2 separate regions of the Homo sapiens genome follow, and region 1 is linked to region 2. Evidence: chromatin loops called from intact Hi-C (ENCODE). Cell type or tissue: PC-3. All regions are shown on one strand. Links, peaks and the distances in the headings refer to the core of each region. The heading gives the core; the rest is flanking DNA.

Evidence for each region. Hi-C counts contacts between places; a loop is a spot of excess contacts. Peaks named below come from ENCODE experiments on the same cell type or tissue, not always from the same donor. Only the 100,000 strongest peaks of a DNase experiment are listed, where the experiment ranks them.
Region 1: it touches region 2 in a loop (4-fold over the local background); 2 of 110 quality-filtered maps call a loop at or near these places.

Annotation. Positions count from the first base shown.
Region 1 is chr13:97,291,922-97,302,417 of GRCh38, reverse strand. All of the region lies in intron 2 of MBNL2 (muscleblind like splicing regulator 2), which reads right to left. LOC101927385 (a long non-coding RNA gene) reads left to right here and starts at 4,205. Exons shown (of 4, transcript XR_001749966.2): 1 at 4,205-7,175; 2 at 7,766-7,896. RefSeq lists a silencer at 6,749-7,043. In PC-3, for the core only: no CTCF peak of the experiment used is centred there; a DNase peak (open chromatin) is centred at 6,437; H3K4me3 peaks cover 846 bases; H3K27ac peaks cover 3,043 bases.
Region 2 is chr13:97,117,717-97,128,212 of GRCh38, reverse strand. No RefSeq gene overlaps it. Among named protein-coding and RNA genes, the nearest start is that of LINC00456, 57 kb to the left of the region's middle. In PC-3, for the core only: a CTCF peak has its summit at 2,553; DNase peaks (open chromatin) are centred at 2,162, 2,532 and 5,552; H3K4me3 peaks cover 693 bases; H3K27ac peaks cover 4,707 bases.

The DNA of each region.
Region 1 (10,496 bases), core at 1,628-9,627, 170 kb before region 2:
TCCCAACCACACCCCACAGCTAAAATACCTTTAGAAAAAAGGACAAACTACTTTCAACATTCAGGTCCCCCATAATACAGAGGTAACGCTCTGTAAAAAGCATTACCCACTATGCCTTTCTAATTGAAAGGGATTCTCTTCCTCTCATCTGACTGATCAAAATAATGAGCCACTTCTAGAGAAAAGGTCTTTAGAAAGCATTTGAGAATTGTTTATGGCTTGGGTCAGAGAGTAAAAGAAGGGGAACTAGCTTAGGAAGATAGTTTTGTTTCAGCTTTCCAGAGGAGAGGGCCTTCACGGGGCAGAAGCAAGGGGAGATAGTTGCAGGACCAGGGAGAAACACACCTCCAAGTATGTGCTGAGGAATTGCTGCAGAAATCTCAAGGACTTTTAAAGAACATGATCTCTGAGAAAACACTGGAATATGGTCACCTCATGAAGAGCTGAGCAAGTATCCAACCGGAAGAAATCTGAGAGGAGTAGAGCTTACTGCTCTGAGACTATGTAGGTCAAGGACCAGGAAGACATGTCTGCCCTATGTCCTAGTGACCATAAGTCACCCAGAGCAACTGATGCTCACGAAACAGGAAGGTTGTAGGACTCTTGGTCAGCATTTGCTGTTGACGAACTAATATAGGCTGGTGGTGTTTTCTGTTAACTAAACCCCGCATCTAAACTGGTTTGTTAAATTGGGCCAGTGGAGCTGGACTGACTTGTGGGGTTTCTTTCCCCCGGGGCTGGCGGAGAACTCAATGCCAAGTGAAGCATGATACAGCACTTCCTGCAAGTAACTCAATTCTCTTGGACCACAGCACCTCAGACACCAGGGTGACCTCAACCTAAAAGCATATGGAATGACATCCTGCCACCAACCCGCTGTCCTCCCTTCCTCCTTGTCCCTTGATGGACCACACTTAGCTCCCTTCCATCACATTGCTCCTGCTTCTCCTCCTGCCTGAAATGCTCCAAGACACGGTGAGGTCATTAGAAACCAGGCAGATCTAGATCTATCTAGAAAATAGTTCTGAACATACATCCCACCTCTTCTGCTTCCCAGTCTGGGGATCCTGAGGCATTAATATAAGCTCTCTGCTTCATTTTCTCTCTCTGTAATATCAGGGTACCTATTTTAATAATGTGTTGTAGGGATAAATGGAGTAACGCAGGCAAAATGCCTGGCACAGTGCACAGCCTGTAGCAGGCAGTCAATAAGTGTTCACTCCATTCCCACCGTACATGTTAATGTCTTTATGTCTAGACAAATATCACATATGCCTGGAGGTACAATTCCAGTCTCATCTCATTAAGGAATCTCCAGTTATCATCTCCCATTCTGAAGTCCTACTTAGCTTAATAGCTTTACCACTAACTCAGGCACATCAACTGCCCTTGTTATTCATCTGTTCTGACACAGATGTCTTGTTTGGCTAATTCAACAGATGTTTCCAAAGGGGACAGCTGGTGTCAATGACAATTCCGTCTCATCACTCCAACTTCCTACTGTATCTATCTATCATAGTTATAGATGCCCAATATATTTGTGTGAGTAAAGGAGTGAGTGAAAAAAATCCGAGTGCAAGGGTAAAAGGCCAGTTACAGGTATAATTCCTACCAGATTATAATTTGGTTGACTTCTTTACAAATTTATAATCCAGTAGGGATTGAGCACCCAAATTTTTGAAGCAGATCAATGGTGGTTAGCATGGAAGAGAGTATAGTGGAGTAAAGATGTTGAAGGTGAAAAAGAAGATGAAGAGAAAGGCAATGTTGCAAGAGAGGTCAGTTCGGAGGTTAAGTGGGCTTCATGGAGGTATTACGGACTCTGAGTTAGACAGAAGGTTGACAAGCATTACCGCCTGAGCTCCGCCTCCTGTCAGATCAGCAGAGCCATTAGATTCTCACAGGAGTGGGAACCCTATTGTGAACTGCGCATGTGGGGAGTCTAGGTTACATAATCCTTATGAGACTCTAATGCCTGATGATCTGAGGTGGAACAATTTCATCCCCAAACTATCCCCCACCGACCTTCTATGAAATCGGTCTCTGATGCCAAAAACGTTGGGGATGCTGCTGCCCTATATGGTGAAGAAGATAGTTAGCTGTCCACCAAAACTTATTCTCTGTTACTTTCACTGTCATTGAGCTATGGTTGGGTACATGGTCATCTTGCCAGGGCCTGCATTTCCAACCCTCCTTGCTGTAAGAGATGGCTGTTGGACAAAGTTTTCACCAGTAGGTTGTGAGTGGAAGTGATGTGTACAGTCCCTAAGGTGGGACCCTTAAGGTAGTGAATAGTCCTCTCCCGCATTTTCTCCTTTCCTTTACGGCTGGTTGGGACCTGGCTGTATCAGTGACCCAGCCTTGACTATGCAATTCTAAGGCCCTAGAGCCTGAAAAATGGCAGAACTACCACAATATGGAAGGAATATGGGCCTTGAATGATGGAAGAACACCCCCAACATCCTGTGATGAGACAAGAGTAAGCTTTTTGCTCACTGGTTTAGGCCATATGGTTAAAAGCCATATGATTGTTGGGTCTCTTATTACAGCTTAGCTGCTACAACCTGATTAACACATTACATATGTACCTATGGAATATATCTCTTAGAATGTTTTTTAAGTAAAAAAGATAATGGCATAAAAATAGTACAGCAAGCTTTTTTGTTCCTACTAAGTAATACGTTTTGAAGATTTTTTCAAGTCATGTGTTTGTAATCTTGGATATAGATGATAGATAGATAGATAGATAGATAGATAGATAGATAGATATAGTAATTCTACCTTATTTCTAAATATACAGTATTTCACAGTATCAATGAATCATAGTTCATGTAACCAAGTGTTAATGATACTGACATGAACATCCATGTACATGCCTCTGTTCAAATGCACAAGTATTTCTCTAGAATAAATATCTAGAAATGGAATGGTTGAGTTGAACCATTGTGAATCTTTCAGAATTTAATATATATTTACAAATTGTGCTCCAAAAAGCCTACATCAATCGATTCCATAAATTTATTTATTTGCTTGGTGTCTGTCTCCTCTCTCTCTCCCTGGAATATAAGCTCCCTGATGGCAGGAACCTTGTGTTGCCTTTACACACTATCATGCACTATGATAGTGCATAGTTCCCTAAAACACTGTCAATGTTAGAAAACTTTAAATTTCATTCAGCTAATAGGAAAAACAGAGAAGAAATTAACACAGAAAGAATGTTAAAAAAAACTAGAAAAGTGAAAGTAGCTGGAATCTAGTACTAACAAAAACCATCAATGCCCATGCTTTGTGAAATTCTGAGTCATGTGGATTCTTCAGACCAGCACAATAATTTTCAGTCCTAATCCTGCAATTCCTAACATCCCATTGCTTTCTTTCTGACTTCTTCCCAAACCAGCCAAGTACACTACAAGCTATTCTCTTCACTATGATCATTATACTATGAGATTACAGCTTGCCTACACTTATCAGGTGACCATGTGACCTCAGGTGATCCTGAGAATGAGCTGTAATGCATCAGTGAGTTTGACTGCACTGTCTTCATAGCAGAAGGCCCACTGCAGCTGCAAGGGACAAGCAATCCTTAATGCCGTGTATTCCTCTAGTACTTTTCCGGCACAAACAGAAGAATAAAACTTCCCCATCATTCCCTACTTTAATAGGTACGTGTGAAATATTCATTCACCAATGCATGCTTTTGTGCTAAGTCCTTAAACAGAAACTTATTGGTGATTTATTGACAGAAAAGAATATCTGGAATATAAACAGGTCTGAGATAACTAGAGAATGATTGTGGGAGGAGAAAGAAAAGGTGAGACAGACATTATGTAAAGGGAAAAACAGCATGGGTTAACTTGGGTCCAGTCCCAGATCTTCCCAGCTATTGTGTGATTTTGCAAAAGATACTGAATCTTGTTAAGTCTCAGATTTTCTATCTTTTAGAGAAGACATACTCATTCAGTGCCTCCCATGTTCCAGCCTGCATTCTAGGTGCTTGGGATACAGCAGAAGGCAAAACAAGGTTCCTGCTATGAGGGAGCTTATATTCCAGGGAGAGAAGGAAGACAGACACCAAGCAAATAGACAGATTTATTCATGTATTCAAGAAATAGTTACTGCCTTCCTACTTTGTGCCAAAGATGGCTCCAGAAGTTTTATTTTGTTTTTAACAAATTGCCTTCCAGGACTGTTTTAAGAATTTTTTTATTTATTTATTTTTATTTATTTATATTATTATTTTATTATACTTCAAGTTTTAGGGTACATGTGCACAATGTGCAGGTTAGTTACATACGTATACATGTGCCATGCTGGTGTGCTGCACCCATTAACTATATCTAATATACTGAAGAGGTCCGAGAAAGTTCACAATGTGTAGTATACACTCAGTAAATGGCAGCTATTATTATCATTTTCTTCTATGTGTCTGTTTTCCCTCTCCTTTCGAGAAATATTTTGTTTATTTTCTATATGTGCTTGCTTATGTGTTTATTGACCTATTTATTTATTCATTGCTGCTCTAGCTATAGTTTAGCATTTTGTCTTTTCGTCTTATTTCTGGCAGCCTTTGCTTGTTTAGAATGACAGGCAGAGCCACAGTTAAAACTTCGTCTGCAACTGCATTCAGACCTCTTGAAACTGGGAGGCAAACCATAGAAAAAGAATGGATATCCAGACTCCTTCATCAACTCTTCCTCAACATGCAGCAAGGCCTTTAAGCAGCATCTTAGTCTCTATTGTTGCAGAGTGGTCTGATGGGTCGTCTTGGCTGGGGATACTTTTTTGGCAGATAATGATCTAGCAGGGAAACATGGAAGCAGGAGACATGAAGGGACAGGGAGGGGATGGCTGAGAGAATAGGCAGCTTCATGGAGTTAGAGAAAGCAGAGTCAGAGATGGCCATGGTACCCACTCTTACCCATTCCCACCCCAATTCTCCCAGTCAAGTCTGATGAGATGTTTTTTCTGACCTCCGCAACCCCTGGACTGGGGTTAAGCCCACAAGGTGTTTCCAGAGCTCATGCCATAGATCTTACCATACTCCAGGACACATGGAGACCCTTCCTGGTACTTATCATACTGTACGGCAGTTGGCTGATACTCATCTTGATGCCTCTCCTGACTATCAGCAATTTGAAGGCAGTAGTGTTGTCTTCACTGCTGAACCCTCTATGTCAAAGACAGAACCTCATGTATGTTAGGCCCTCAATAAATGCCCATGACATAAATGAATGAAGGCAGAGATGGAGGAAGAAAGCAGAAAAGTTAACAGAACAAAGGCATTGAGGTAAGGCATAAGTAGAAAATGAATGTGCAGAAGGAGTGGAAAAGCAACTTTGACCTTCAAATAGTAACTCTCTTTCAATGGTACCACATGGACAAAAAGGCCAGACAGAAACTCAGATCAGGACAGGGCCACAGACAAGAGCCTTGACTGGGATGCCCTTTCCTATCTGAGAAAATGAAATTGGACTTTTGTCCTCTAAAATCCACATCTGTCTCTTCATCTAGTTGATGTTCAACCATTTAGATAGGACTATTATTTAAATGGCAATGAGTCAGCTTGATCACACCTTGTCTATAGAACTTTCTTCAGCTCCATGAAGTCAGACTTAATGTTTGGGGCCAAAGATCTAGAAATCTTCTGTTGGTCTAGCCTCCCTCATTTTCTAGTATGTATGTCAAAATCTTCAAATAGACTATCTCAACTGGTAATAGTATTTTTCTCTTTTAAGCACCTTTTTGCAACTAGCTCAAATTTAAATGGTAAAGAAAAATCGACAGCATCCTCTTTACTATCTATTAAACCGTACTTCTATTAATGATGATTCACTGAAGGGCCATGAATAGCTACACTGAAAAATTCTGTAGCATATTAATGTGCTGAGCATCATACCACACTTAGCTCCTGATATAATTTTAAGTTCCCTCTGGGGGGAAAAACAGTTTCTCTGGATTCTTTTTATAAAAAAAGCACCTTGATAAAGCTTTCAGATACTCAAAGACATGAATCTTGTTCTGTTCCCTTGTGTATATCTGATTTAAAGGTTAATAAGTAATTAGGAAGAACACTCATCCAAAAATTACCAATTAATATGCCATCATTTTCATTAAAAATGCTATTAATTATATTGTTGTACAAATGTCTTGGACTGGCTAATAAAAAGTTACCTAAAGCAGTTCTAAATCTTTCAGAGAGAAAGAGAAATGAATCAAAATCAATCACTTTGTAACATTATGATTTGGGTTGGAGAAATCAAACAAAGGAGAGGAAATGAGTGTCTCAATTATTTAGCGTGGATAGAATCTGACAGAGTTCCATGGTTTATTTTATGTACTGAGTCATTATTACTAAGAAAACCTAATAAGATATCTTGGCAGATATTTAATGTGGAAGTTTGACAAATAACAGTTCTTTGGTTCTTATGATATAAAGCAGCTCTTTATAGATGAGATCATACTTTTAAACTATCCAGATATATTTTGTTGGTTTCCTAGGAGACTGTAAATGCAAAGTTATGACCTAAGTATGTTATGTATTTAAACTTTGTTCTATACCTTAAATGCTGGTATTAGTCACTTATTCAAAATTCACAGGATTTCAATGTTGAAGAGTTCATGATTAAACTTGTACCATCACTCCAAGAACTCTACTAGATTTAAATGTATGTTAACAGTTTTATGAGTCCCCAAACTGTTACTGTGCTCTCATCGTCCTATCCTGTCATCTCCTGCATGGATCAAACATCTATTTCTATTGTGATCATTATGGCTAAGCTTGCCAGCTGGGTAGGGTTTGATAAAGATTACTACGGTGCACGTTGCAGCTCAACACCCTTTTGATATGTAACAAACTATAATGGGGATACTTGTCATGAATGAAATGAACCAAGTATGGTGTTAAGAACTACATCAACCCAGGCACAAACAAATGATTTTCCAACACATCATAGATACATAATGGTTGCTAGGCAACCAAATATTTCAACGCTGGCACAGGGGAAAACTTCTATTGCTAAGCTGGGATTGGCCACTTTAGCAATTAGTTCTGCTTGGGACTGTCTGTTAGTATCTTTGGTATAGAAAAAAAAAAACTTTAAAAGACAGTCTGAAGACTAATCCCAGGTGTGCACCTATTTGAGCAGCTCTTGAGATGGAAACTTTTATCCCTCAAGGTATGTTTGTATCTTCTTCCTCATATTGAACAAAGATGTGTCTTCCCACAGATCTCATTCATTGGCCCTGTTCTTTACACAGAGCAAGTTACTTCCTCTTCATTGTGCTAACTCTGAACATTTGTAGAGGGCTATCATGTCTTCTCCGAATCTTTCTTTCTCCAGGGTGAACACATCCAGTTCATTCATTTCCATTTTTTCACATACTGCTTACTTTCCCCTCACAATGATACCATAACATTTCAAACTGGCAATAACTGGGTGGTTAATAACTGGGCAGTTGTTGTTTTGTTTATAGTTATAGTTAATGACTTATAGGCTTCTGCATAGTTGGACACTGCAATTAGAATTGTCACAAGAATAAAAAGCCAAAGGGTGTAGGGCAGGTGCTTGATCTTTTTTTATCCTGACTTGGGAAATGTAATCTATGAGTTAACATAGTCTTTGTGCCTTATTTGAACATTTTATGACAAATGGAAACTTTAAGTAAGACCTTCAGGGATAGTTACTAGATTTATACAGTGTAATAACTGTTTCAGAGTAGGTGATATAACTATTTCAAGTAATGTTTTCTAAATTTGGCCATGCAGCTACAGCATTGGAGAGCTTCTAAAGATACAGAACACTGGGATCCATACCCAGACCTACTGACCAGATGCCTCCATAAGTCCCCGAAGGAATATCATTTGGCAGCCACTGATATAGGGTAAATAACATGAAGGTCTGTCTTCCCAGTTAGCTAAATTCTACCTAGCCCGTAATGCTCTCTGCTATGACATTTTTTGGTTGTTCTTGCAGCTAACACTTCCATATTCTTAAAAAGTCTCTTCTGCTAATAACCGGTACACATGGTTTAGTATTTAATTGTAAATTCTGCATGGCTATCTGTCTCCTAGTTAGTTTATAAAATCCCTAAGAACAAGAACTGAGTGTTACATTTCCATGTGTCTTGCAGGGAGTATGGCACAATATTGAACAGAGTCATTCATTAATTGGTGAGGGGTTTTGGAAACAGTAGGAGAAAAAAGAAAATAAAGGAAGGTAGATACAGAAGCGTAAGCTAGAAATAATATAAATATCAGAGAAATATAAGATTTCAAGATTAATTCAAATTAAAAATGAAATTCAATGAAATGAAGCTTACACGAGATGAAAAAGATATAATAAAGTTGAAAATAAAAGAATGAAACAAGATATATCAGGAAAGCATGAAGAAAAAAAAAGCAGGAGTGGTACATTCATGTTAAAGAATAAATTGAAGAAAATTGGGGACTCGGGGGAAAGGATGGGAAGGGGTAAGGGATACAACACTACAAAGTGGGTTCCGTGTATACTGCTCGGGTGATGGGTGCACCAAAATCTCACAAATCACCAGTAAAGAACTTACTCATGTAACCAAATACCACCTGTTCCCCAAAAACCTATGGAAAGAAAAAATTTTAAACAAAAACAAAAATAAAGAATATATTGAAAAAAAGGTTAATTGCATATTGATACACAAGAGCCATAAAAAAGGTACGAGACTCAGGAAATACTAAGCTCAGAACAACACAGTATCATTCTATGAAATGCAAAAATTGTTAGAAATACAAGGAAACATGTGAGGAGTATTAAAATTTCTTGCATCACCATAATTCTCTGGCAGGTCAAGGGGACAAAAATAAATAATTACAGGCACAAAGCACTTGAATTATTTAATGTTTGGATAAATATCTGCACGCTGATATAACCTTGTACCTTAAGAACAGGAAATGCATCTTCTCAAGTGTCATGTACCAGGTACAAACATTGATCATCATCTGCACCAAAAAAATACTTTAGTGCATTTCTAAGGTAAAAACTGTACCTTTTTATTTTAATAATAAAATACTACCACAAACTATTACTAGAATTTCAAAGGAAAAAGAAAAACCAAATTACTTGGATATTTTAGAAGTGGTTGCATAAATAATGACTGAGGCAGTCAAGCAAACTAGAAAATAACAAAAGTGAGAATATTATTTAACAAAAATCTATAAGATACAGCCAAAACTATTTTTTGTAGCAGATTTACAGTCCTAAATACTTCAACGAAAAAAGAATTATGAGAACAGAACTAAATATTCTACTCAGAATTTATGGGCAAAAAGACAAAACAATTAAAAAGAAAGCTGGAGAAAGGAAATAATAAACACAGAAGTAAAAATAATAATAATGATGATGAGATAAAATAATTTGTCCTTTGTAGAACTGGTAGCTAAGATCAAGAACAGGTTCTTCAAATAAAACAGACACACCTCTGGCAAATTTAATTTAAAAAATAAAAGGAAAACAAATAATTTATAAATTATCTATGTAGTCATATTTAGGGAGAAGACTGATAGAGTAAAATAATTTTAAGTGATAAAATTGAAAATCTTGGTGAAATAAATAATTCCCTGAGAAAAATGTAAATCAAGATGAACTTAATGGAAGAAATCCTACAGGAAAATAAAGAAGAAATTGTACTATGTATCAAGAAGTACAGTTACTTCAAGTGAAGATTTTAGAAGTTTTGGAAGGACCTGGGGCTCACCGAGAGAGGAATTTGGATATCGACAACACTTTCTACAATTTAATTAAAGAAGTGGGCTTAAACTTCATGTAAAAATGAGCTAGATTTTTATTTAGAATTGAAATTGGAAATAAAAAATAATTCTAAAAAACAAATGATCAAATAGAACTTTCTGTTTAAAATGGCAAAGAAAAAGTTAAGGAGACTGGAGCCAATCTCAAGACGAACCAAGATAAATCTATTAGTGACGGGAGCTTCAATTACACAGGATATGTTTAGTAGGATTTTCTACAGAAGCAGTCCAAGGGAAGTCTGCTCAGATGATAAACCGAGTTCTCCCCAAGCTTTGGGTTTACACCCAGCTCCTGAGTGACTATGGCAAGAATGGCCTTAGAGAACATGAAGGGTAAAATTACCAGCAGTGCAAATGGGGCCAGGAGAGATGCCTTCGTAAGAGGAAAGGGTCGTTCCCTCTTCGAGCAATCACTTTTTTTTTTTTTTTTTTTTTTGAGATGGAGTCTGGCTCTGTTGCCCAGGCTGGAGTGCAGTGGCGCGATCTCGGCTCACTTCAAGCTCCGCGTCCCGGGTTCACGCCGTTCTCCTGCCTCAGCCTCACGAGTAGCTGGGACTACAGGCGCCCGCCATCACACCCGGCTAGTTTTTTTGTATTTTTTAGTAGAGATGGGGTTTCACCGTGTCCAGGATGGTCTCGATTTCCTGACCTCCTTATCCGCCCACCTCGGCCTCCCGAAGTGCTGGGATTACAGGCGTGAGCCACCGCACCCAGC
Region 2 (10,496 bases), core at 1,207-9,206:
TAGAAGTCTGAAAAACTTAGGACATGAAAGGACAATTCCTAGTTAGAATGGTGGCTGGGAAGTGGTTGCACAACTAGACCCTCTTGCCTCCAGGTGGGGGCATGTGACTAGTTTTTGCAACTGAGTATGAACTTGTAAACCGAAAGTAGAATTCTAAGGCCCACAACCAGCTGAATGGACATCCCTACCCCTACTCCCTTGGCCAATAGGATCCTACAGAAACCTGAAAATCTAGATCAGGCCATGACAGAAGAGTTGGGGGTGGGGGTCAGGCATGCCTCATTGTACCCCCTCCCTCTGGAATTCAGGCACAACTAACCAGGGTTAACAGTAAAACAGATCCTAAGACTGACAACACAGACTCTTTGTGGCAGTAAGATACAAAATTCCAACCTGACTCTGGTATGGTATCACAAGACAGATAACAAACCCTGAAGGAAATCAAAGTACTTTACTGCAAAATATATTTATTTGACCTATTTTGAAATGGCCATGCAAATTGTGGGGGAAATTTGCATTCTGCAGAGCATCCCCTTCCCTTTCCAGGATCCAAGAGAGATTTAACTAAGAGTCTCACACCTTTTAAGATCCTGTAAGAGACATTTACCATCTATCCTCTCTGAAGTCTGCTACCTGGGAGCTTCATCTATACAACAAGAACTCTGGCTTCCACAACCGCCCTTATCTTACCTCAGACATTTCTTTCTCCCGACTTCAATTCTTTAGGAAAAGCTTAACTTTTTCAACCAATTGCCAATTAGAAAATCTTTGAATCCACTTATGACCTGTGAGGCACCCCCCTCCTTCACCCAGAGATCCTGCCTTTCTGGACCAAACCAATGTATACCTTCCATTAATAATTTATGTCTGTGCCTATAACTTCAGTCTCCTTAAAAATGTATAAAACTGAGCTGTAACCCAATTACCTTGGGCACATATTCTCAGGACCTCCTGAGCCTGTGTAAAAGGCCACAGTCACTCACATTTGGCCCAGAATAAATCTCTTCCAACATTTTACAGAGTTTACCTTTTTTGTCAATGAACTCTAGTGATATGTGTCCCTTCCAAGACAAGTGGATGTACCTTCTTCACCCTTAGAGGCCATGTGCTGAGGACGATGGAGTTCCTGGGTCCCTGAATGTCCAAGTGGAGCTGAGCACCCCATTCCCCACTTGCACCAGACTTCTGAGAGAACTTCTATTACAATAAGCCACTGAAGTTTGGGGGTTGATTGTTATAGCAGCTGTTTTGCTTTAATGAGCACACAGAGTAACAACTGCCTGAGTGCCAAAGCACATTAGATTTGCAAGAGACGGCAGGATGGGGCAGGAGGAGGGAAGAAGAGGGACCAGAGACTAAGCAAGCCTGGTCCAAAAGCCAAGGTTACTCCCTTATTCTGAAGTCTAGGAGAAGCAAATCAGAATTTGATGGCCTTTTAATACAGAAAATACTGTCTTGAGGTTTGAGTATAGTACTTATGATTTCTATTTTAATGACAAGGAAACTGAGGCTGACAGTGACTAAATAATTCATCCCAGAAACAATAAATGAGTGGCATGACTAATATATAAACCCAGTTTGGCTCCCAACCTTGTGTTCTTCCCCCACATACACAATGACTCTTGGTTTCATTCTTACTGCCATGTAATAGAAATAGCAACCTCTCACTTGTAGGGCCCCTGTCTGCTTCGGCACAGGGAACTCCTTCACACCTGTCCATACTTCCACGAGGAAAGGGAGTGCTGTCCTCTTCTCCACGACCACAGCAGATCTTGTTGTACCCCAGGCCTGCCTCCTGCCTCCAGGGTGTGCAGTCTTCCAGATTTCTTGTTAGAACAGGAAGGCCTGGATGGAACCCCAAGCCCATAGGACCCGTGCTAATGTCCACACCCTCAGCGCCTGAGGCCAGAAATGGGCAAAGAGCCAGACCAGGTAGTGTGGCCAGCTGATCCCATTTGAACACAGGACCTTCAGTTAAAACTGGGAACAGAGGATGAGTTAGTCACTACACTTGCTTTTCCGCAGAGAGGCCAAGGCTGGTGTTGGAAGAGCAGAGACCCTCCTGCTGGGTGGAGCGCAGATGGGCAGGAGCCTCTGGTGTATGGCAGGGGCTCGCAGCCCTTCTTGCAAGTGTAGAGTTACATAATGACACGAAGATGGATATGATTCATCAGCCCCGCGAGGGGAGGAACACACACACACCTAAATATAATTTACAAGTGGCGCCTCTTGATGGTATTGCACAACCGAATTAGCTCCTTAAAAAAAAAAAAAAACACCCACTTTAAAGCACAACAGATGATCTGTACTTATGCTCCAAAGCATAAAAAGTTTGCTCTGGTGGCAGAAATGCCTGAGACAAACAGGACAGACAGAATTTGGATTTAGTTCTGAGAGAATTGTCCTTGTTACTGCAAAACACCCCATGTCCCAGACGACTTCCAAGATTAAAGTCCTGATCCGACTGTATGTATCATATGCCTGGCTTTTCACATGACCACTTACTTATTTGAGAGCTCACTAAGTACACCTAATTCCCTCCACCACAACGGGAAGATTGATAATGACTAACAGAAGACAGGGGGCGTGTCGGGTTTGTGAAAGCTTGCATCTGGACTGGTAGAAATCTCAGCTGTATTGCAGAATGATTGATTCCTCCAGGGAGAAGCAGGCTCATGGGGGAGGGGAGGATTGTAACAGCCAAGGGTACTGCAGTTTCAAACACCTAGAACTGAGAACTGGGGGTGGGGTGGGGGCTGGCTCTGGAAGCACCCCCGGAGTGCTGCCCTGCTGAGTTTATTTTGAAAGTCTGTTTTGAATTTGCAGCACTGCCTCTTTAGGAGGGTATTTTAAGATGCTCTGCCAACCCACAAGGCCTCCAAGTAGCTTTTGTTTCTGTACTCACACAGATGAGGAGCTAAACTAATTGAGAGAGTGACCCAAATTTGTGAGTATCACAGAGTATCACAATTGGCCTGAATTCCTGCAGCCTCTGCATGAGTCTATATTCATGTCCATTTGGAAGTCGCCCCTGGAACCCTTGCAAAAATGTCCTCACCCACATATAATCAGCAAACATATTATCAGTTCCCCCTCCTAAGTGGTGATGTCGCAAGGTCCCATGAAGAATTTCAAGGGCTAAACTCTTTCTGAGGCTTTTGTTCATATAAACACAGCTTAGCAAAACAATTACTGTTTTCTTTCTTTGTTCATTAACAGCACAGTGCAGCTTGTACTCAGATATCTTCCTTTAATCGAAATAATTTGGGTGTCCTGGTGTTGATCTACCCAAGGTTGTAAGAGAAGAAGATTCACCTTACAACCTTGAAATGTTTTCATTTTCACTCCTCCAAGCACAGTTTTCTAGGCAAGAGCACTTCAAACCATTGTCATAATTCACGGAAGAAAATAAAAGGGGAAAAGTCTCTTTGCTCCCCTGCCTAACCCCGTCCGTCCTCCGCCCCAACACACACGCAAGAAAAGGGAAGAGGCATCTAAGGTAAGGGACAGGAGTGCAGGTCCTACCGGGGGCCTGTCGGAGAAGGCTTGTTTCAGATGGGCATTTTCTATTTAGTTTATAGGTCTCTTTCTCCCTTTTCCTTATTCCCAGCTTCCAATCTCCCTCATGATTAATAGATACGCCAGAAAGCTTCTTATTCTCTCTTTGGGAATTATGCTTATAAAAAAGAGTAATTTGTGCAAAAAAGCAACTTGCTGAGAGAAGGTGGGCAGGCAGAGCTCAGGAGCTTGTAAGGAAAAGGTTCGATGAAGGCGTGTGGGTGGCCTGCCAAGCACCACATGCAGGAGTTGGTGGGGACAGAAGGAGTCATCTAGGCCTGGGCTATTGGGGGCACACTCACCTGCATTGCATCAGTGTCTGCCCAGAGTCTCATCTCCAGATCAACTCAATGGCTGGCCAAATCCCAAGTCAGTCTGATTTCTTTCTTTCTTTTTTTTTTTTTTTTTTTTGCTGGAGTCTCGCTCTGTTTCCCAGGCTGGAGTAGTACAGTGTTGTGATCTTGGCTCGTTGCAACCTCTGCCTCCTGGGTTCACGTGATTCTCGTGCCTCAGCCTCCCAAGTAGCTGGGATTAGAGGCACACACCACCACGCCCAGCTAATTTTTGTATTTTTAGCAGAGATGAGGTTTCACTATGTTGGCCAGCTGGTCTCAAACTCCTGACCTCTAGTGATCTGCCCGCCTCAGCCTCCCAAAGTGCTGGGACTATAGGCATGAGCCATCACACCTGGCCTGGTCTGATTTTTTTCTGAGGCATAATTGAAATTGGGGTTCAGGGATGGTGTGTTGGGGCAGCATTGCATTGAGACATTGCACTGGGGGCAGAGAGACTGAATCAAGCACTAAATAGAAACTTGGAGAGAAAAGTGGGAAGAAAAAGGAAGAAGAATATTGAATTTCCTTGAGCCTTGCTGGTCTACTGGCCAGGAGCATTGACATCTGCTGGAAACTCATTAGAAATGCATAACCTCAGGCCTCAACCCAGACCTACTAAAAAGGAACCTGCATCTTGACAAAATTCCTATGCACGAGAGAATATGAGAAGTGCTGACCTGGGTTATCACCTGGGAGCTTTGAAAAACGACCTCCACCTATTTCCCATCCTCAGGGCCTCCCGGTCAACTGGTCTGAGGCAGGGCACAGGCCTGAGTACTTTTTAGAAGCTCCTCAGATGACCTTAATGAACATCCATGGTTGAGAACCAGTAGAGTGCAATACAGCAGTGGTTCTTGAAATGTGGTCTTTAGGCCAGCAGCATCACCTTCACCTGAGGACCTGTTAGAAATGCAGATTATTGGGCCCCATCTAGACCTACTGAATCAGAAACTCTAGAATTGGGGGCCAGCAATCAGTATTTTAACAAACTCTCCAGATACTGGTCCAGCTTTGAGAACAACTGTTATAGAAGTATCCAAAGCAGAAATAAGAGCTATAAATGCATTCAATTCTACTACTCAAAAACCTCTGGAAAATATCCATCACCTGTGATATGAAGTCCAGACTTTTCAAATGACATTCCAGGCTCTCCATGAATTAATCCAGCATGCTTTTCAAAACATATCTCCATACTTTCCTTGAACACATGCTTTTAAAATGAGTGGATCGGATACTAGAGTCCCTTCCAGCTATAAAATTTAGTGATTCTGTGCTTCCAAAGCTATACCTTAGGCTAAATTCACTATTTCCCTGAATATGACAATATATTAATAGATGCTTACCTTGTTTGTCTACACAGGTGTCTCTCTCTTTCCATCTTCCCAGGTCAGGTGCTGCTCATTCTTCAAGGTTAGGTAGAAATGCTACCTCATCTACTAATTGGTTTCCCCAGCCAGAATGAACCTCTCTCTCTCCATATTTTTCATATCACTTGCTCATCGCATTCACTTCATTGTTTTCTATTAGTCATCTGCTTGATGCTTTGGCTCTCAGCCATATTTACTGTTTCTTGAAACAGAACAGTGTTTTATTCTTTCTTCTTTAACCACTCCCTGCCTTTGGGTGTCTAGCACAACCCTCTGCACACAGAAAGTGGCATATAAATATTGATTGCATTGAAACGAATGGGCTCTCAAGACAATTGAGACTCTATGATGAATCATGACTGGTTTTTCAAATACAGTAAGCAAGCAGAGAATGCTAAACCAGCCAACAAGAGCACAAATATCATGAGTCTAATGAAGGTGACTCTGTTCCCGTGATTTGGTTTCAAAATAAGTCTAAGTCGCATACTCAACTGAAATCCAGAAAAAGGAATGATATCAAATTTTATACTGGCTGGTCCACATGAGTCACTGAATAATTATTTTGTTAGATAAATTTTTAGATGGATATTGATAGAAAAATTTCAAGACAAAAGATCTTGAGAACTAAAGAGTCTTTATTTTTTTCACCAGTGTGTACTAAATATAACCTTTCTTGAAATTTAATATGGATTAACACTCCCAGACACATTACAAATTTTATCTCTTTATCTTCACAACCCTAAGAGAGAGGTATTTTTGTTCTCCTTTTCCCTGGATAATCTTGGGCTCCAAGAGGTTAAATAAATTCCTCAAGGGCTTCTGGCCAGATAAGAGGCAGGATAAGGAGCCACACTCTGATCATGCCAAGTCCAGACAGAACCTTTACTCTCTACTATAAGAGAGTAAAGAGCAAGATGCCTGGTATTTCAAAGATTTCTAAATACCTATTCATCCTATGTGACTAAGTAGACTGTGTGTTTATTTCTCCTTTTTGTGTTTATGTTGTTAACTATATGCTTCTAGATAGTAAGGCAACAAGCCTTATGAGAATGGTTACTGATGTGCCTTTTTGTTTGTTTGTTTGTTTGTTTTGAGACAGAGTCTCGTTCTCTCACCCAGGCTGGAGTGCAGTGCGGTGATCATGGCTCACTGCAGCCTCGAACTCCTGGGCTCAAGAAATCCTCTCTCCTTGGCCTCTCAAAAGTGCTAGAATTACAGGCATGAGCCACTGTGCCTGGCTACTGATGTGCCTTTTCCTGAAGAGATTAAAGTGGAGAGGAGGAAAGAGAATAAGAATGTGGAAGGAAGAAACGAAGTCCATCTTCTAGGTAGAGTGGGATAGATCTGAAATGCGTCTGATGTTTCTTTAAGAATACTACATGAGGAAGATTTAAATTTGTATCTGGTAACATACAGCACAAACATAGGCAACACAACCTACCAAAGCATGTCAAGGGCAAAAGGCAGTGGCTTCCAGTAGTCAGTTGCAGGCACTGTCACCAATGTGCTGAAGAAGTCTACAAATTGAATGATTTTGTCCTTTTACCTTCCTTTATCAACAGCACCGCCAAACTCTGTTCCTCAAAGTGCTGTCTCATTTCCTCCAGCTCTAGAATCTTTATGTTTTTGGAACATCTCCCTATAGAAGGAATCATCTCCCTTCTTGTTTCATAGTTTTTTACATTTAAAAATGACCTCTTGCCCCACACGCCCACTTCTCAATCTTCCACCTTTATTCAGGACTGCCAATTTCTCACTGGGTGATAGAGTCATTTTACACTAAGGAGTGAATGACTAATAAACATTTCCAACCAGAGGAATGCACCTGAAAAAAGATATATATAAGACAATAAGAAAGAAATGATGATTAAGTGAGTTTTCAAGTAGTTAACATGTAGAATTATTTCTAGGTGGGGTCCAGGAATGGGTATATGTTTATTGCAGGGTGGACTGGGATTCTGATTCTCTCTGGTTGGTCTGAGAACAAAATTCAATATGGAAATTGAACTCAGAGAGGCTCTGATCCAAGTCAAGCACAATATAAGAACAAAGAGGCTGGAAAGAGAATCAGGAATGTTTAGGTCTAACCTGGAAAGAAGAGCTTAGTGCCACAAAGCAGAGACCAAATGGAGCAATGGAGGCAATAATGCCACCAATGGAAGTTGCCATGGAAACCCTCATCAGCAAGCAGGCAATTGGATTTTGGAAACTGACCGAAGCAAGACTTGATGGCAAGAGAGAGAAGAAAAGGATGAAGCCCTAAAATGAAGTCAGACATTGAAGACGAATGGAGTGACCCCATTGCCCTTGTGCCAAGGAAAGTGCACATCACTGGTACATGACTAAACATGACAGATCTGAACAGCCAATCTCTCCAGCCAGGAGGTCCATGAGCAAATGTGTGAGAATCTGCCTTTTGGTGGCATTACAGAGCTCATGATTCATCCTGCAGAACCATGTGATAGGTGGGTGGAATCTCTTTTAAAATATTTCCAAGAAGAATAGGTAGCATGTCCATACCTAATTTTTAGCAGAAATTATTTCTCCACTGAAATATTAAGAGCAGAGGCAGGTAAAATGATTACTGCCATGATTTTTCCCACTCAGTATCCCCTTCTGAATGTGGATATGAGGATTGTGCCAGCATACCAAAGATTGATTTCTCTGTTTTCTGGCTGAAACTGATCCTGAAATTATATGATTATATGGACTTACAACATTGGCACTCGTAATGCACATGGATTGGTTTTCCATAAATTATCACTTGAAGAAAAGTCTGTGGTACTAAATGTACACATGTGGTTACAAAAATTTTCCAGAGAGGAAAAGCCGAGAGAATGCCAGAGAAAAGAAAGAACTCTTTCAGCATCACACAGGAACTACAGAGGGCTGATTCAAAAGTGGAGTATACACATATCACTGATCCCTGAAATATGGAATGAGAGATTCCTCAGGACAATGAATACGCTCTTGGAAATAGTGTATATTAGAAAAAAGTAAAACAAGTTACCATGATGTAATATTGTATGTAGCAAGAAAAGAGCAGGTGCCATCAGGAATTTGAAGATCTGCCATGAGTGTTTCTGACCAGAGTAATGCTTCTATGTTCAATAATATAATATATATGCATTATGATCCTAGTAACTTCCTTTTGTAATTATAAGTTATATCCCAACTTGAGGCTGGCTACAAGAAGGACTTGAAGTGAAATGACAGGATAGAAAAATGCTATGCTTTTAAGGAATTGCTATGTTATTAGCTTAATGCTATAACCTTGACAGGCCCAACTGAGGAGTGTGCTGGGACTTCAAGTCCAGACTAGAATAGAAGAAAAGAGACTAGAACAAAAGAGGGATGAGGCATGACCAGGTCACAACAGCAAAGTTGGCGTATGATTTGTCACCTGGAGAGAGGGGGCGAGGATTTAATGGTTAATCACATTGACTGGAACCAAAAAGGAGATTATAGCCAAAGAATGAGTAAAGAACTAGAGCAGATGTTTCCAGGCAGTAGTAAATATTGAAGTTGAGTGATGGCAGCCCTTTGGTTCCAGAAAGGTTGTCCAATTCAGAGCACGACTTCAAGAGGTAGAGTAGGCATGAGAGTTAAGGGGTGAGAGTTAAGTTCCCTCATATGACAGGCCAGTAAAATTTAGGAAAGGCACCAAAGTCTTAGCCAAGTGGGCTGGGATCCACCACGTGGGGTTGAATGCATGCAATGGACCCAAAACACAAGCCAGGAACGTAAGCAGGCATGGAATCTTATAGATTTCTGCAACCACAGAGGGAATAAAAGGCTACATCTTAGCAAGCTTGAAGCTGAGACTTGGCTTAAAATCATTTCCATATAATAGACTGCCTGATTTGTGGTAGTCAAGGTTTGGTTGAGAAAGGAGAAACCACTGCAGATATTTCCAGCAGAAAAGATTTGATGCAGGGAGTTTAAGGTTCACAAGACCTTTGGGAGGCTAAGGGAACAAAGGTCAGTAAGAGCTGCTTTTAGAATTTAAGAAAACTTACAACTATAATTTGTCAATTAATAATTAAAAAGTAAAAATATTAAAAAAGAATTTAGGAAATCAGGAAGTTCAGGAATTGCAGGAAACTTTAATCAAGATCTCAGATGCCTGCAACAGCCCTATAGGTGATTTACAAAAGGACTCTTGGAAGTCATGGTCAAATCTCACGCAGGCCATCTGCAAAAGTCCCTAAACCTGACTGTTGCTGCCACAGGAACAATACTTCTGTCTCCTTCTCTTCTACCTCTGAATTTCACTTAAGATCTTCCTATTCACAGAATTGAAGGAGGCTTCTGGGAAATGTAGTTCCCAGGCTTCGAAGCCCCTGTGATCCAGAACACAGAAAGGGGGAAAGAGATAATCTGGCACAAGGCCTAAGTGAAAAACAATATCCCGAGTGGAGGTAAAGATGTGATACTAAAATAACTCCCAGAAATGGGTCAGATTGAAACAGGAATTTGGTAAGGCTGGGGCGTGGGATGAACACTGAGGAACAAAGTCCAGTAGATCCTGTGGAGGCAGCAGATGCTACGTAAGTGCTTGGAAGGACAGATTGAAGAGCAGGTGAGACCATGTTGGGTAAGACAAGCAAGATGGGGTGTATGGTGTGTGCAGTGCTACTACCTCCAAGAGCGACATGATCCACTTTATGTTCTAGAACTTTCATTAAAGCATGGGGTATAAATGAAAGGCATATAGCACAATTGTCTGGGAGGCAGGATTGCCAGTTAAAAGGAAGCTTCTATAGTCGTCCAGCCATTTAACTGATAGTTATTGAAAATGTCCTATGAATAAAACATTCTTCCAGACTAGGAAAAAATTAAAGTAGCCTGAATTAGAGCAATAGTATTGGAGCTAGAAAGAAAGAGAAATGTGAAAGGAAATTGAAAAAGAAGTTGATAGAACTTGACAACTGAATGGAGAGCAGGTAGAGAGGAGTCCAAATGGGACTCACTAACCTGTGGTCTGGGTAACCTTGAGTAACAACTGCTCATTGAGATGTGGAGCATGGAATACAACTTGAACTTGTGTGGTTCTGTTTTGGATAGGTTCTGTGTGAAGCCCGTTAGGATGTATAAATGGAGAAGTCCAGCAACAATGGAGATGTGGGGCAGATTGGTCTTCTGCATTCCTGACGGACCAACACAGCTGGCCACACATGCAAATGGAAGTAACAATGACCTACAGGTGTGATTCTGGAGGCGCTGATAAGGGCCA